Linked DNA regions of Homo sapiens: region 2 is linked to region 1. The links are chromatin contacts, found by Hi-C or POLR2A ChIA-PET in ENCODE. All regions are on one chromosome and are shown on one strand. Each heading gives the region's core, a stretch centred on a gene start or an enhancer-like site at or near the end of the contact. The rest is flanking DNA. Distances are from core to core; before and after follow the strand shown.

The links. Hi-C counts contacts between places; a loop is a spot of excess contacts on that map. ChIA-PET counts read pairs that join two places held with the same protein, here RNA polymerase II (POLR2A). Pooled maps may share reads with other maps.
Region 2: a loop to region 1 is called in a pooled map, with 3 times the contacts of the local background. The contact joins the enhancer-like site here to the promoter of EAF2 in region 1. A Hi-C loop is called at or near these places in 1 of 50 pooled maps. POLR2A ChIA-PET finds 5 or more read pairs at or near these places in 2 of 52 experiments (Panc1 and naive thymus-derived CD4-positive, alpha-beta T cell).

The regions. Positions count from the first base shown.
Region 1 is chr3:121,830,362-121,837,709 of GRCh38, reverse strand. It overlaps EAF2 (ELL associated factor 2), which reads right to left and starts at 2,501. Exons shown (of 6, transcript NM_018456.6): 1 at 2,319-2,501. The coding sequence starts at 2,424. It overlaps IQCB1 (IQ motif containing B1), which reads left to right and starts at 2,650. Exons shown (of 15, transcript NM_001023570.4): 1 at 2,650-2,744; 2 at 3,231-3,319.
Region 2 is chr3:122,641,719-122,649,066 of GRCh38, reverse strand. No RefSeq gene overlaps it. Among named protein-coding and RNA genes, the nearest start is that of PARP14, 35 kb to the left of the region's middle. Within about 2 kb of position 2,791, at least 2 of the 41 ENCODE cell types and tissues checked have a DNase peak (open chromatin) inside an H3K27ac peak, as active enhancers do.

The DNA.
Region 1 (7,348 bases), core at 1,252-3,751:
ATTAGCACCCCTCGTACACATATGAATATAACTCTTCAACATTAATGGTGACTACTATTTATTCTCTACCCTGTGGCAAATATTGTTCCAGGTTGTTTATGCTATCTTATTTAATCCTTACACAAACCATGAAATGTAAATATTACTATTATCTTTTAGCCATAAGAAAACTGAGGTTGAGAGCTTAGAGAATGTTCCCAAAGTCACATTATATATATAGGTGGTGGAGACCAGGATTCACATCCGGGTTTGCCTGAAGTCTTATATCAGACAGGCAGAATTGCTCCTGTAAATAAAGGCAGAATATTACTTTCTCTCCAATGACATTGGCTTGAGGGTTGGTTATAAATTAGGTCCCCCTTATCTGCATGAACATCAGCTTCATACTATTCTACAATTTTCAAACCTCACTCTGAGTTCTTAAGAGTGAGGATTACATTGGAAATGAACCTGTCCTCAAGAATAATAAACAGTTTTATTTAAATAAATCTAAAATGATTCTGTGCCATTACCACACCTGCTTCAACAACAACAATAAAAGAAAATAAGGACTGAAAACTTTTCTAATAGTTCTGTCTTCCACAGGACTAAGTGTGTATTCAAACATGTATGTTTGTTTATTTATTATTGTCATTATTGTTGTTTTGCTTATTTTTGTTTATTTTCATTCTGGTAGCTGGATCATCTGATCCTCTGACTTTCAAGATACTGGCATTTTCAGAACCTTTATAAATGAAAGGCTGTGAAGGACCTGCAAGATTATTTTCAAAGGCAATTTTTTATTCATTTAAATTGGGATTTGTGCCCTACATAAGAGAATATATACCCAAATCATATAGAAATATATTCTTAAGCAAATTTTTATAATCTTAAGCCCTTGTAACTTGAAAAATTAATATTAAGACTATTGCATACCTGAGAAGGAAGAGAAAAGGAGAGAGTAGATACTATTTGAGAAAAAGGCATGGAAAAACCAGATAAAGACGCATATCACACTTCCGGAAAATGGGACTGAAGAGAGAGAAACTGCAGAGCCAGCACAGCACCATCTCATCGTGGGGAGCTCTGGATGAGAAAGTATATGATAAAGAAGAATAAACAAGGGACACTGTTGAAGAGTTTCTGTTCACAAATATCTCACCCATTTATTCTACCAATTGGATGTTAATTTTGCTTTAAAAAAACCCTTTTAGTAAATATATTCTTGCAGGGTTAAAACCAGTGGTTCTTCATACCTTTACTTTGAGTAACTATAACTAAATTGTCTACAACTTAAATAAACTTTTGGGAGAATGTATGCTTTAATTAGTTGTTTTGATTGAACCATGGAACATTTCAGAGTAAAAACCATAAAGGTCTCTAAACAACCCGAGAACAGAATGACTGAGAAAGGCGGAATGATGAGATATTAAGGAAGGGCAAGGCTGGGGAAAGGAAGTGAAAAAATACTTACAGTTTTACCACAGAAAAATGAGAAGTTATAATTCAGTGATCTTGAAGTTTCCTTCCCGCTCTACAATTCTATGACAGTTGTTATGCAAAAAACGAATGTCTTACACATAAAAACTTATATGCTATATTTTCCTTCCTGGAATCTATATCATCCAACTGCTAAAGCAAAAGAGCTCCTTTTTCTACTCCAACAACATAAAAGAGAATAATTTATTAAAACTAGTTCCAGAGGACATAAAGAAAACCAAAGGGTAGAAATCATAGGGAGGTAAGCATCTTCCAAATAAAGAAATTAATAACACACCCTCGAATACTTTGATAATCAGTATTTGATAACTGAGTGAAATCTGGGGTCCAAAGAGATATACAGATCATTGGGATGGTTGAGAATTTCTCCCTTTGCAAAGAACACACCAAATAAGAACCCTCATCTGCCAGAGGTGAGAAAAAGTGATGAAAAGAGAGAATATTGCCCCACCAGCCTCAAGGCATTCAAGTTCCCCGGCATTCGGTCCTTAGTCCCTTCCCATTTGTCACCTTATTATTTTCCTGTCCACCCCTGCATCATCCACCTGTCACGTCTGTCTCCACAGTCACCTCTACAGACTTTTTTCACACTTTCCCTTCCTGTCTGCTGGTCTCAACGCTCTCTGTCCAGGGTTTACCCACATTTGCTCTACTCCGATTCCTTCCACCGACCCCCTAAGACTCCGAGCAGGTTAGAGGATCGCGCTGCCTCCCCCCTCCCCGCCCCGTAGTCTCCAACAGTGTAAGGGGTACTGTGGGAACAAAACCCAGAGGGGTTTGTGCCTCTTCACCCCCATCCCGGGAGGCTCCCCCTCTATCCCCGGATGGTCCTCACTCACAGCGCACAGTGTGGAAGGCGCAGCGCGGCTGCTTCTCGAAACTCTCCCCTAACTTGAGAACCCGCTCGCGACGGTCTAGGTGTGAGAATCCCGCTGCGCTATTCATAATTACTCTCCTGCTTTGACTTTAACTCCGCCACCAGCGCTCACTATCTGCCACCTCAGCCTGAAGCAGCTGCACTTGATCCCGCCAGCCAAGTCACCCAGACTCCACCCCGCGCTCGACGCGCACCGCCCCACCGGAGCGTCTCACGTTCTGATTGGCTTATTAGCAAAGGGCGCTCCGCCCCTTGACTCCGAGGCTCCTAGTCCCGCCTCCAGGCCCCTTCCCGCGTCGCGACGCACGCTGCCCCGGAAGGCCGCGGCGCTGTAGTGCGGCGTGGGAGCCCCAGGTTCTTTAGTGGAAGAACGCGAAGCGAGGATGAGGTAACTTATCTGAGGTGGTGGCTGGGGAGGGAGAGGGCCCCAGGGCGCCTACCAGGAGGCCAGGACCCCAGGCTCCTGGACGAAGTCAGCCGGCTTGTAAGAGCTCTTAACGGGAGAATCGGCCTGCCCTCACGCCCACTCTGTAGAGATCTGGTGTGGAAACTGAGGCCTGGGGAGGTGCAGTGTCCAGGCACAGGGCCTAGTGTCTTATCCAAGGCCTGGTAGCGCGAAAGCCGGGTCTAGAATCTGGAGTAAAGGAGCCCAGAGGCCCCAGAATCTCGGTCCTTAGACTTGAAGCGACGCTGTTACCTCAGTAATCGTTTTCTGACCTTTTTGTACCAGAGGAAGTTTCTTGTGGTCCTAGGACTGGAGAAGGGGATGTGTAGTGGGGAGGAGAAAGAGGATTCGGAGATAGCAACTGCAGACATTTAGGATCAGCCGCAACAGGATCGCACTGAATTTCCTTTTCATTTATTTTCCTCACAGTGATCCGTGGAGGCAGTAACAGGCGCGGCGAGGGAGAAGTGATTCCCGAAGAATCAAGGCTGGGCCGGACCCGGTGGCCTGGCAACAGGGTAGTAGCCTTAAAATAGATAAATAATTGTCTTTTTGTGTCAAATTTCATGAATTTAATGTAAAGATGGGAGAAGTGTTGAATTATAGGAGAAACACTCGAGAAAGTTTACAGATGGTTTCCATAACAGGTGGTTTTTCAGGGTAATTACGCAATCCAACTGCACTCCCTCACCTTCTGCCTTAGGCACATTTGTCAATTGATTTTGGGGTAGGTGGTTATGTCTCCTTCAACCTGTCTGTGTAAATCCTACCCTTTGAAGGTGTGCCGAAGCTGTTTCATATCGTAGTTAAATGCTTTAAGGCAGATGGTGGCTCTAGTTTGAACCCCTGCTTTATACTTAACAGTGTGACTTTGTGCCAGCTAATTACATTCTCCAGAGTTTAAGTATGCTCATTGTTCAAATTGGGAAAAAAATAATAGTATCTGTTCCTTAGAGTTGTTGGAATGATTAAATGAGTTAATACATGAAAGCAATTAGAACAATTCCTGGAGCATGATAAGAGGTCTCCAAATGGTTATTTAAGGCCCAGCTCTACACTTATACTACATTTTAAGACCATCTTGGTGGCTGCCTTCTCTTCTAAATAGAATCATTCTAGGAGGTAGGAATTGCTATTTTGTTTACAGCAAGAAAAATGGTTCAGAGAAGCCCAGTCCTCTGACTTTATGGCCTGTATTCTTATCTGTGTCATCTATTTAGCATTTAACATATATCTGATATTCTTAAGTATATTTTTTTGTATCTGTGTGTGTGTACACATGTACATAAACATACTTTTCTTTCCCAACCAGAACAATAGCAGAGAGTATGTCTTGTGTAGAATCTTTGCATCCCCTGCATCTACCATACTGCTCTGCACATATTTGTTGATGACAATAATGATTTAGTGATGTTTTATTACGGTAGCCAGGAGGGCACAAACTGTTTTGAGCCTATTTTACGTTAGAGAGGCTTCCAACTATAAATCTGAGCTTTCTCTATTGTAACAAGAGAAAAACAGAAAGTCAAGAAATTGAGGCTCAGAATGCCTGAGGTTTGTGCATTTACTCATACTTTCAACCTGTATTTAGCAAATCCTAGTACGTGCCAGGTACTAGTCTAGCCACTGGGAATACAGTTGTGAACCAAAGATATAAGAAGGCAGCCAGCAAAGATGGTCTTAAAATGTAGTATGATGGTAGAACTGGGCTTTAATAATAACCATTTGGAGAGCTCTTACTATGTGCCAGGAATTGTTCCAATTGCTTTCATGTATTAACTCATTTAATCATCTCTAAGGGATAGGTAGGTTGCCCTCATGAAGCTTACCTTCTGAGGTGAATTTTCTCCAAACATATATTAAAATGAACTATGTTGTACTAGCTCAAGAATAGACAAACAGATTAAATTACTAGAAACTAAGTAGAGTCCAAAAAGATACCCTGTGTATGTGTATGTATACATAGTGCATGAAAATGTGACGTTTCAGATTGTTTCTGTTATGTCTATTCATAACTAGTTACCTTATGAATTTATGACTACTGTGTGCATTTTTTAATCCATCAATAACTTTAACATTAAAAATTAGATTCTTATATGACACCATTCACAAAAATACCTTACTTTAGAAGATATGTAAGGAAAACAAAACCAAAAAAACATGAAGATTTGGAGAATGTTTTTTATCTCTTGGGTTAGAGAGGACCTTTCTAAACAGGACACAAAAGACAGATGCCATAGAGGAAAAGATTGTTATATTTCATATGTAAAAATTGTAAAAATGGCTGGGCGCTGTGGCTCATGCCTGTAATCCCAGCACTTTGGGAGGCCGAAGTGGGCAGACCACTTGAGGTCATGAGTTCAAGACCAGCCTGGCCAACATGGTGAAACCCCATCTCTACTAAAAATACAAAAATTAGCTGGGCACGTTGGCACACGCCTGTAATCCCAGCTACTTGGGAGGCTGAGGCATGAAATCACTTGAACCCAGGAGGTGGAGGATGCAGTGAGCTGAGATTGCACCACTGCACTGCAGCCAGGGTAAACAGAGTCAGACTCTCTCTCAAAAAAAAAAAAAAAAATTGTAAAATTATGGTAAAGACCCCATAGTCAAATTTAAAAAAATAAATGACAAGGAGAAAATTTTACAGCCAATATAAAAGAGAAAAGATTCCTATCCATGTATGAAAAGCTTCTGCAAAAGAATAAGACAAACCGATAGAAATATAGTCAAGGGATATGAATAGAAAATACATAAAAGAAATAATGGCCAGTGAACACGAAATGTGCCTGACATCCCTAATAATCAAAGAAATACAAATTAAAACACAATCATACCAATTTTCATCTAACAGATTGGCAAAAATGTAAAGGATCATGTGTATATTCATTGCAGTGTTGCTTGTAATAGCATACAGCTTGAGTGACCTCCAGTAGAGGTGATGTTTAAATATATTTTGCTGCATTCTTAAAAGGAAATGTAGCATAATGCAGCCATTTGGAGAGAATGAGATAACTATATGCACTCTCTTTGAAAGTTTTGTGACTACTATGTGCCGGGAGTTGCACTGGGCTTTCTTTAAGGTATTTTCAGCAAACCTGTCTTTTAATGATTTATATTGTACCTAATAAGAGATATATGAATGGAAAAACAGTTTTTGCTCTCACATCATGACAATCAACACAAAAGACTTCTGTGACCAAATGTGTGGAGTTTTCTTCCACCAACAAGCAAGCAATCAATTCTGCAGCGGACACCAGCTGGGTATCATCTAATTCAATTCTGACACTGTCTACTTGGAGATAGGGTCAGATCCCTTAGGTTTAGGGCTTAGTCCTGCAAGAGGGACCCCCATTTCTGATGCCAATCCAAGCCCTAAGTTGTTTTACCTGTGCTTCTGACTGACCAGCTACACATGAGGAATCCTATTAATACACACCTTGGGGTGTATTAATTTGCTAGAGGAGCTAACAAAACTGAGGGAAACATGTTTTCCAGTTTATTATAAAGATATTACAGAGACCCTGGGCAACATGGAGAAACCCTGTCTCTACTAAAAATACAAAAAATTAGCCGAGCGTCATGGCTTGCAAGTGTAGTCCCAGCTACTTGGGAGGCTGAGGTGGGAGAATCACCTGAACCTGAGAAGTCTAGGCTGCAGTGAGCCATAATTGTACCATTGTCCTCCAGCCTGGGCAACAGGAGTGAGATCCTGTCTCCAAAAAAAAATACTAGGATACAAATGAAGAGATGCATACTGTGAAGTATGGGAAGGGGCACAGAGCTTCCATGTCCTCCCTGCCTGTGATATCCAGGAAATTCCTCCAGGAACTTCCACATGTTCAGCTATCCAGTAGCTCTTTGTACCCCATCCTCTTGAGCCTTTTATGGAGATTTCAATGGATAGGCATGACTGAAGCATGGACAATCATTTTGGAAATGTGATTGGACAAAAAAGATATGATCTGATACTAACAGACTGAGTGGGGAAACCCAGCAAGGCCTGTCTGCTCAGATTCTTCTTGGCTTCTCTGTTCAGCATTCCTTCCAGGATATAGGGCAAGACCCATTCTGAAACAGGGGTCTTATGACCTACAGCTAGACAAGATAGGTCAGAGAAAGGCAGGGATGATTAGAGTTCTGCTTTGGAGAGAAGGAGCAGGTGAAAGGAGGAGAGGAGGAAGTCAGAAATAGATTCTGTTTTCTGAGGCCTAAAGCACCCTAACATAACAAGACTGTAACAAAGGCTATGGGAGTTATGAGCCAGAAACTGTGGACAAAAACATATATATGTATATGTATATATGTATGTATGGAAATGATCACACGCTCTATCTACTTCATAGCCCTGTTGTGAGGATTACACAAGACAGTGTATAGTATATTAACATAGTGCTTAGCTTATATTAAACAGTTGATACATGTTAGCTTTACTATAAATAAGGAAATACGCTTTTATTATATAAGGATATCTTTGAGCTTCAAATGCTTTAAAACTTTTTTTTTTTAGAGACAGGGTCTTGCTTTGTTGACCAGGCTAGTCTTGA
Region 2 (7,348 bases), core at 1,542-4,041, 810 kb before region 1:
ATTATGGGGGCAGGTCTTTCCCATGCTGTTCTCGTGATAGTAAGTCTCACGAGATCTGATGACTTTATAAAGAGGAGTTTCCCTGAATATGCTCTCTCTCTCTTTGCCTGCTGCCATCCACGTAGATATGACTTGCTCCTCCTTGTCTTCCACCATGATTGTGAGGCCTCCCCAGCCACGTGGAACTGTAAGTCCATTAAACCTTTTTTCCTGTATAAATTACTCAGTCTCAGGTATGCCTTTATCAGCAACGTGAAAATGGACTAATACAGACATTCTTGAAGTTCAAAATTCAAAGGCATGAAAGTACCCAGTGAAAAATCTCCCTCAGGCTGGTCATGATGGCTCATGCCTGTAATCCCAGCACTTTGGGAGGCTGAGGTGGGTGGATCCCTTGAGGTCAGGAATTCAAGACCAGTCTGGCCAACATGGTGAAATCCTGTCTCTACTAAAAATACAAAAATTAGCCAGGTGTGGTGGCAGGTGCTTGTAATCCCAGCTACTCAGGAGGCTGAGGCACAAGAATCACTTGAACCTGGGAGGAGGAGGTTGCAGTGAGCTGAGATTGTGCCACTGCACTCCAGCCTGGGCAACAGAGTGAGACTCTGTCTCAAAAACAAACAAACAAAAACCTCCCTCCTACTCCATCTAGCCTTCTAGTTTCCTTTCTTGCAAGGAAAACAATGCAAAAAAAATGCTATGCTGCTACAATAAATAACCTTTTACAAATAATCGTTCTTCAGTTTTATCTGTATGACAAATTCCTAGCAATGGAATTGCTGGGTCAAGGATATATGCACTTGTAATGTTGATAGTTATTGCCAAATTGCCCTCCATAGAAATTGAGCCAATTTACCCTCCCACCAACAAAGCCCCCACTTTCCTGCACCTTCGCTGACACAGTGTGTTACAGAACTGATCTTTGCAAGTCTAATAGGTTAAAAAGAGGGATATCTCAATATAGCTTTTAAAATAAAATGTATTTTATTTTATTTATTTTTCAAATAGGTGATATATGCACATAGTATAAAATTTAAAGGAAACAAAAAGGTAAACAGTAACAATTAAGTCTGCCTTACACCTTTATTCCATAGCACCCAGTTCTGTCTAGAGGGAACACAGTTACTAGCTTCTAGTATATCCTTCTAGAGATATTCTATGCACATCCAAACACATATTTAAATATGGGAGGATTTCTCTTATTTGGACAGACTTGTGTTTTCTTTTGCGTTGCAGTCTACAGTGATCAAAAGGCTCTTGCCATCACTATAGCTAGAAATATCTTCCTGTTGGAATTTTTCTTATTTTTGAGACAGGGTCTTACTCTGTTGCCCAGGCTGGAGTGCCGTGGCACCATCAATGCAGCCTTGACCTCCCAGGCTCAAGCGACCCCCAATCCTCCTTCCTCAGCCTTCCCAGTAGCTGGGACTACAGGCATGTACCACCACACCTGGCTAATTTAAAAATTTTTTGTAGACATAAGGTCTCACTCTGTTGCCCAGGCTGGTCTCAAACTCCTGGGCTGGGCTCAAGTGATGTTCCTGCCTCAGCTTCCCAAAGTGCTGAGATTACAGCTGTGAGCCACGGTGCCTGGCCTCTGCTGGAATTTTGAAAGCATTGTTCCATTGTCTTTAAGCTTCGTGTTGGTGCTAAGAAATCTGAAACCATTCTGATTATTGATCCTCTGTAGATAACCTGTTCTCTTTTCTTCCCTCTAGAAGTTTTTCCTTCCTGTTTCTGAAATTTCCCCATGGTATACTTTGGGGTTGGTCTGCATTTTTTTTTTCCATTATGCTGAGCACTAGGTACAAACTTCTAATCTGAAAACTTGTGTTCTTTAGTTTGAGGATGTTTTCTTGAATTATTTCTTTGATTTTTGTTTTTCTCTCTGCTTTCTGATCTCTCTTTCTGATGTTGGACAACTTGGCCTGGTCCTCTAATTTTATATTTGGTTTTCTATTCTCCACTTCATTGCCTTTTTACTCTACTTTCTGAGATTTCCTCAACTTTATCTTCCAATGCTTTTTTTTTCCATTTCTGTTATTATGTTTAAGACCTCTTGCTTGTTTCCTAAATGTTCCCTTTTTATGGCATTTTCTTTCTTATTATAGTTTTTTTTAAAAAGCTTTATATTCTGAGTTAGAGATTTTCCTGCAATGTTTGTTAAACCTTGGTTGTCTGTTTCACAAGAGTTTAAAAAACTAGTGAGAATTCTGAGCTAGTGAGTGGGGCTTATCAACTTTGAGTTTCACTCTACAGGATTTGGTGGCCTGTGTGTTGATGAATCTCTAACGTCAGTCTCTTTAGGTAAAATTTCCACTTGTATAGAAATTTTCAGTCTCTTGCTTGGTGAGTAAACTTCTGGCTGCTGCTATTCTGGGAGCCAAATGGTGGAAGGCAGTTTGGGGAGGGCTGTCATTTCAGGATTAAGCATTTAGTGTGCTTTTGGCTTCTGATTTGCCTATTTTTGGTACAGTACCAAATGCCTTGTCTGTGCCTGATATCCTCAAAGACCCTTCAATTTACTTTTTATAGGGAATAGCTTCGAGATTTCTCCTGGAGTAGGAGAAAGGCAGTTATTCTGGGGAAAGAAGGGGCAGAGAGATCTAGGGATGTACTGTTTCTTAAACGGCTCTCATCCTATCTTTCTTATTTTAGCACCTGCCATGCTTTGCTGCTTTACTGTTAGCGCCAGAGACACTCTCATTCTCAGTTCCTGAGACTTTTAAAAGTAAATCAGGTGGTTTCTCAGCTTTCCCTCCACTTGCCAACTTAGGGTTGAGCTGTTGTAAGTCTGCAGTCATAATCACAGATCCATCTGCCTCTAGCTTCTAATATGGTGTAGCTACATTTCCTCTTCTACCTCCCTGTTCTGGAGGGCATACGTGTCCTTTAAAATCACATTAATGTGGTTTTCCTAGGTTAGAGAAAGCAAAGTTAGATACATCTAATTCAATCAGACATCTTAACCTTGAACCTCAATTTTTAAAATGTTAATGTAATCAAATGTATTTATGGTTGTCTCTATGGTTTGTGCTATTCATGACTTCCCTTCCAAATTTTTGGTTTAAAATAGTAATATGTTTTTTTCATTATCATTTTGGTATTATCTTTAACCCTGGAAGTTATTATTTCAATTTATTTATTTATTTATTTATTTATTTATTTATTTATTTATTTATTTATTTTGAGATGGAGTCTTGCTCTGTTGCCCCGACTGGAATGCAGTGGCATGATCTTGGCTCACTGCAACCTCCGTCTCCTGGGTTCAAGTGATTCTCCTGCCTTAGCCTCCCGAGTAGCTGGGACTACAGTCATGTGCCACCACACCTGGCTAATTTTTGTATTTTTAGTAGAGATGGATTTTCACCATGTTGACCAGGCTGGTCTTGAACTCTTGACCTCAAGTGATCCTCCTGCCTTGACCTCCCAAAGTGCTGGGATTACAGGCATGAGCCAGCTCTCCTGGCCTATTATTTCAATTTAAATATGAGGAATTGAGGCTGAGTGTAAATGACTTGCCCAAGTTTACCCAGTTAGCACATTATATTAGTTCTAAGTTTAGGACTGACCCCTCCAAGTTTGCTGATGCTAGGCCAGGACTACATGGTACCAACTCTTGATATTCTGAAATGAATTTTCTTTCCTTCTCTTTAATTTCTAAATTTTTTTTGTACTTAACCTCTTGAATTTTTACTCTGTTAGGGACTGAATTGCGTTACCCCCAAATTCTTATATTGAAACCCTAACCTTCAATGTAACTGTATGTGGAGATAGAACCTTTGAAAAGGTACCTAAGGTTAAATGTGGGCATAAAGGTGGGTCCCTAATTCGATAGAACAAGTATCCTTAGAAGGAAACAAAGAGACACCAGGGATGTGAGCACCGAGGAAAGGTCACGTGAGGACACAGTAAGAAGGGCCATCTGCAAGCCAAGGAGAGAAGTCTCAGGAGAACCAAACCCTGGTGACATTTGGATCTTGCACTTCCAGCCTTCAGAACTATGAGAAAAATGGATTTCTCTTGTTTAAGCCATGCAGTCTGAGGTGTTTCTCTATGGCAGCCCTAGCAGATTAATGCACTGTCTCTCAATCTGCTTTGCACACCAACCTCTTTTGTTAGTGCATTGGATTAATATTTATTACCTATAGAAAGTTAATGATGACCCCCAAATCCCTGGGTTGTCTGGCAGCAAAGAACAATCTCAGCAAATGGGTTGTCCTCAGTTCTGTTTCTTGGTTGTGTGGCTTCCTGAATCATAGGCCGCTTGCCTGCCTAGTTTATTCTCTAGGTCTTCATACGATGTAGGAAGAGTCAACATGGTGGAAAGATGAATCCAAAGAAGAAAGGTTTTTTTCCCTGAAGCCAAGAGCCCAAATGGCCAAGTCTCACACCCCAAGCCTCCTTTCCCTCGGATCTCACCCTGGCCCCATTAGCCTTTCTTCTTTTCTCTTTTCTTTTCTTTTCTTTTTTCTTTTCTCTTTTCTTTTCTTCTCCCTTCCTTCCTTCCTTTCTCTCTCTCTCTCTTTCTTTCTTTCTTTCCTTCACAGTCTTGCTCTGTCATCCACACTGGAGTGCAGCGGCACCGATCTTGGCTCTATAGCCTCCACCTCCCAGGTTCAAGCGATTCTCCTGCCTCAGCCTCCCAAGTAGCTGAGAGGCAGGGTTTCACCATGTTGGCCAGGCTGGTCTCAAACTCCTGCCCTCAAATGATCCACCAACCTCGGCCTCCCAAAGTGCTGGGATTACAGGTGTGAGCCACCGCGGCCAGCCCCCATTAGCCTTTCAAAGTGAGATGGCTTCTCTGGGGAAGAGCCAGCCCCATGCTTTTCCCATCTCCAGTTCCTTCGTACTGCCCCACTTCCCTTGTATGAGAGAGGGAGAAAAAGGAACTGGAAAAAGAGAGTAAAAAGGGTCAATCCAACAGAAACACATCCCTGAGTATCTTGTCTCAATTATTGAGAGATATCCCTGAGAAAAGCATTCTCCCTTGACTCACACTGGAGTACTTTTCCTTTGCAGGTAGGCACACAAGGAAACCATTTAGTTTGTAGCTAAAGCATGCATCACTTAACTTTAGTTAAAAAGCTTACTGGCAGGGTGCGGTGGCTCACGCCTGTAATCCCAGCACCTTGGGAGGCCGAGGCAGGCGGATCACTTGAGGTCAGGAGTTCAAGACCAGCCTGGCCAACATGGTGAAGCCCCATTTCTACTAAAACTAAAAATAAAAAAATTCGCTGGGCATGGTGGTGGGCCCATGTAATCCCAGCTAGGAGGAAGGAGAATCCCTTAAACCCAGGAGGCAAGGTTGCAGTGAGCAGAGATCGCACCACTGCACTCCAACCTGGGCGACAGAGTGAGACTGTCTCAAAAAACAAACAAACAAAGAAACAAACAAAACTTAATTTAGGCCAGGCACAGTGGCTCATGCCTGTAATCCCAGCACTCTGGGAGGCCGAGGCAGGTGGATCACTTGAGGTCGGAGTTTGAGACCAGCCTGGTCCCCGTCTCTACTAAAAATACAAAAATTAGCCAGTGCCTATAATCCCAGCTACTCAGGAGGCTGAAGCAGAAGAATTGCTTGAACCCAAGAGTCAGAGGTTGCAGTAAGCCGAGATTGAGATCATACCACTGCACACCAGCCTGGACAACAGAGCGAGACTCTGTCTCAAAGAAAAAAATTATTTTTAAGTATATTTTAAAACTTGGGGGCTGTTGGTGGACAATCTAAGGTAACAAAATAAAAGTTATTCTAATGCATGTGATTATTATGCAATCCCCCTTAATTGAATGAAGTATCCTTCTTCCCCCAAGGCTATATTCTTTTTTCAATTCCAGGAAATTTTCTCTTTCATATTCTTGACTTGTGGTTTTTCAAGCTGCCTGTTGGTTGTGTTTACTCAGAAACCCCTTTGGTTAGGACTTTGAATTTGCATACCCTGTTTTCTGAGTTAATTAAGCCTTCTTGACTTCTTGTGATAGGACTACTTAGTGCTCTTTCGTTTTTCAGTTTTTTGCTGTGTTGGTGTGTGTGTGTGTTTGTTTTTTGTTTTTTGTTTTTTTTTTTTTTTGAGACAGAATCTTGCTCTGTTGCCCAGGCTGGAGTGCAGTGGCGCAATCTCAGCTCACTGCAGCCTCTGACTCCCAGGTTCAAGCAATTCTCCTGCCTCAGACTCCCGAGTAGCTGGGATTATAGGCATGCACCACCACTCCTGGCTAATTTTTGTACCTTTAGGAGATACAGGGTTTTACCATGTTGGCCAGGCTGGTCTCAAACTCCTGACCTCATGATCCACCCACCTCAGCCTCCCAAAGTGTTGGCATTACAGACGTGAGCCACTGTGCCCAGCCATTTTTCATTTTATTTGTTGATTCACCATTCTGTAAGTCAGTATACTGTTTTCTGTTTCCATTCATGCAGTGTGGAGTCTATCAACAACTATGGTCTTTCTCAGAGATTTGACACCCACTCCCAGCACTGCCACTTACTAGCTGAATGAGAGAGGCATGTCAGTTGATCCCTTTGAGGATCAGCGTCCTCCATCAAAGGGGCCTCCTTCCTCAGAGGACTGCTACAGAGAGAAGTGAGATACTGTATATATTAAAATGCTCTGTTGGCTGGGTGCGGTGGCTCATGTCTGTAATCCCAGCACTTTGAGAGGCCAAGTAGAAGGATCACTGGAGCCAAGGAGTTTGACACCACGCTGGGCAACATAGGGAGACATTTTCTCTACTGAAAAAAAAAAATTATTCCAGTGTGGTGGCACGTGCCTGTGATCCCAGCTACTTGGGAGGCTGAGATGGGAGGATCACTTGAGGCTAAGATGGGAGGATCACTTGAGCTTGTGAAGTCAAGGCTGCAGTGAGCCATGATTGCACCACTGCACTCTGGCATGGGTGACAAAGTGAGACCCTGTCTCAAGAGTAAAAAACAAGGCCTGGGGCAGTGGCTCAAGCCTGTAATCCCAGCACTTTGGGAGGCCAAGGTGGGCAGATCACCTGAGATCAGGAGTTCGAGACTAGCCTGGACAACATGGCAAAACCCCATCTCTACTAATAATATAAAAATTAGCCAGGCATAGTGGCACATGCTAGTCCCAGCTACTCAGAAGGCTGAGGCACGAAAATCACTTGAACCTGGGAGACAGAGGTTGCAGCGAGCTGAGATTGCACCACTATACTCCAGCCTGGGCAACAGAGACTTCGTCTCAAAAAAAGAAAAAAAAAAAAAAAAAGAACAAACAAACCTCTGTTAACAATAGAAGATTTGGCCAGGTATGGTGGCTCACACCTGTAATCCCAGCACTTTGGGAGGCTGAGGCAGTCAGATCACCTGAGGTCAGGAGTT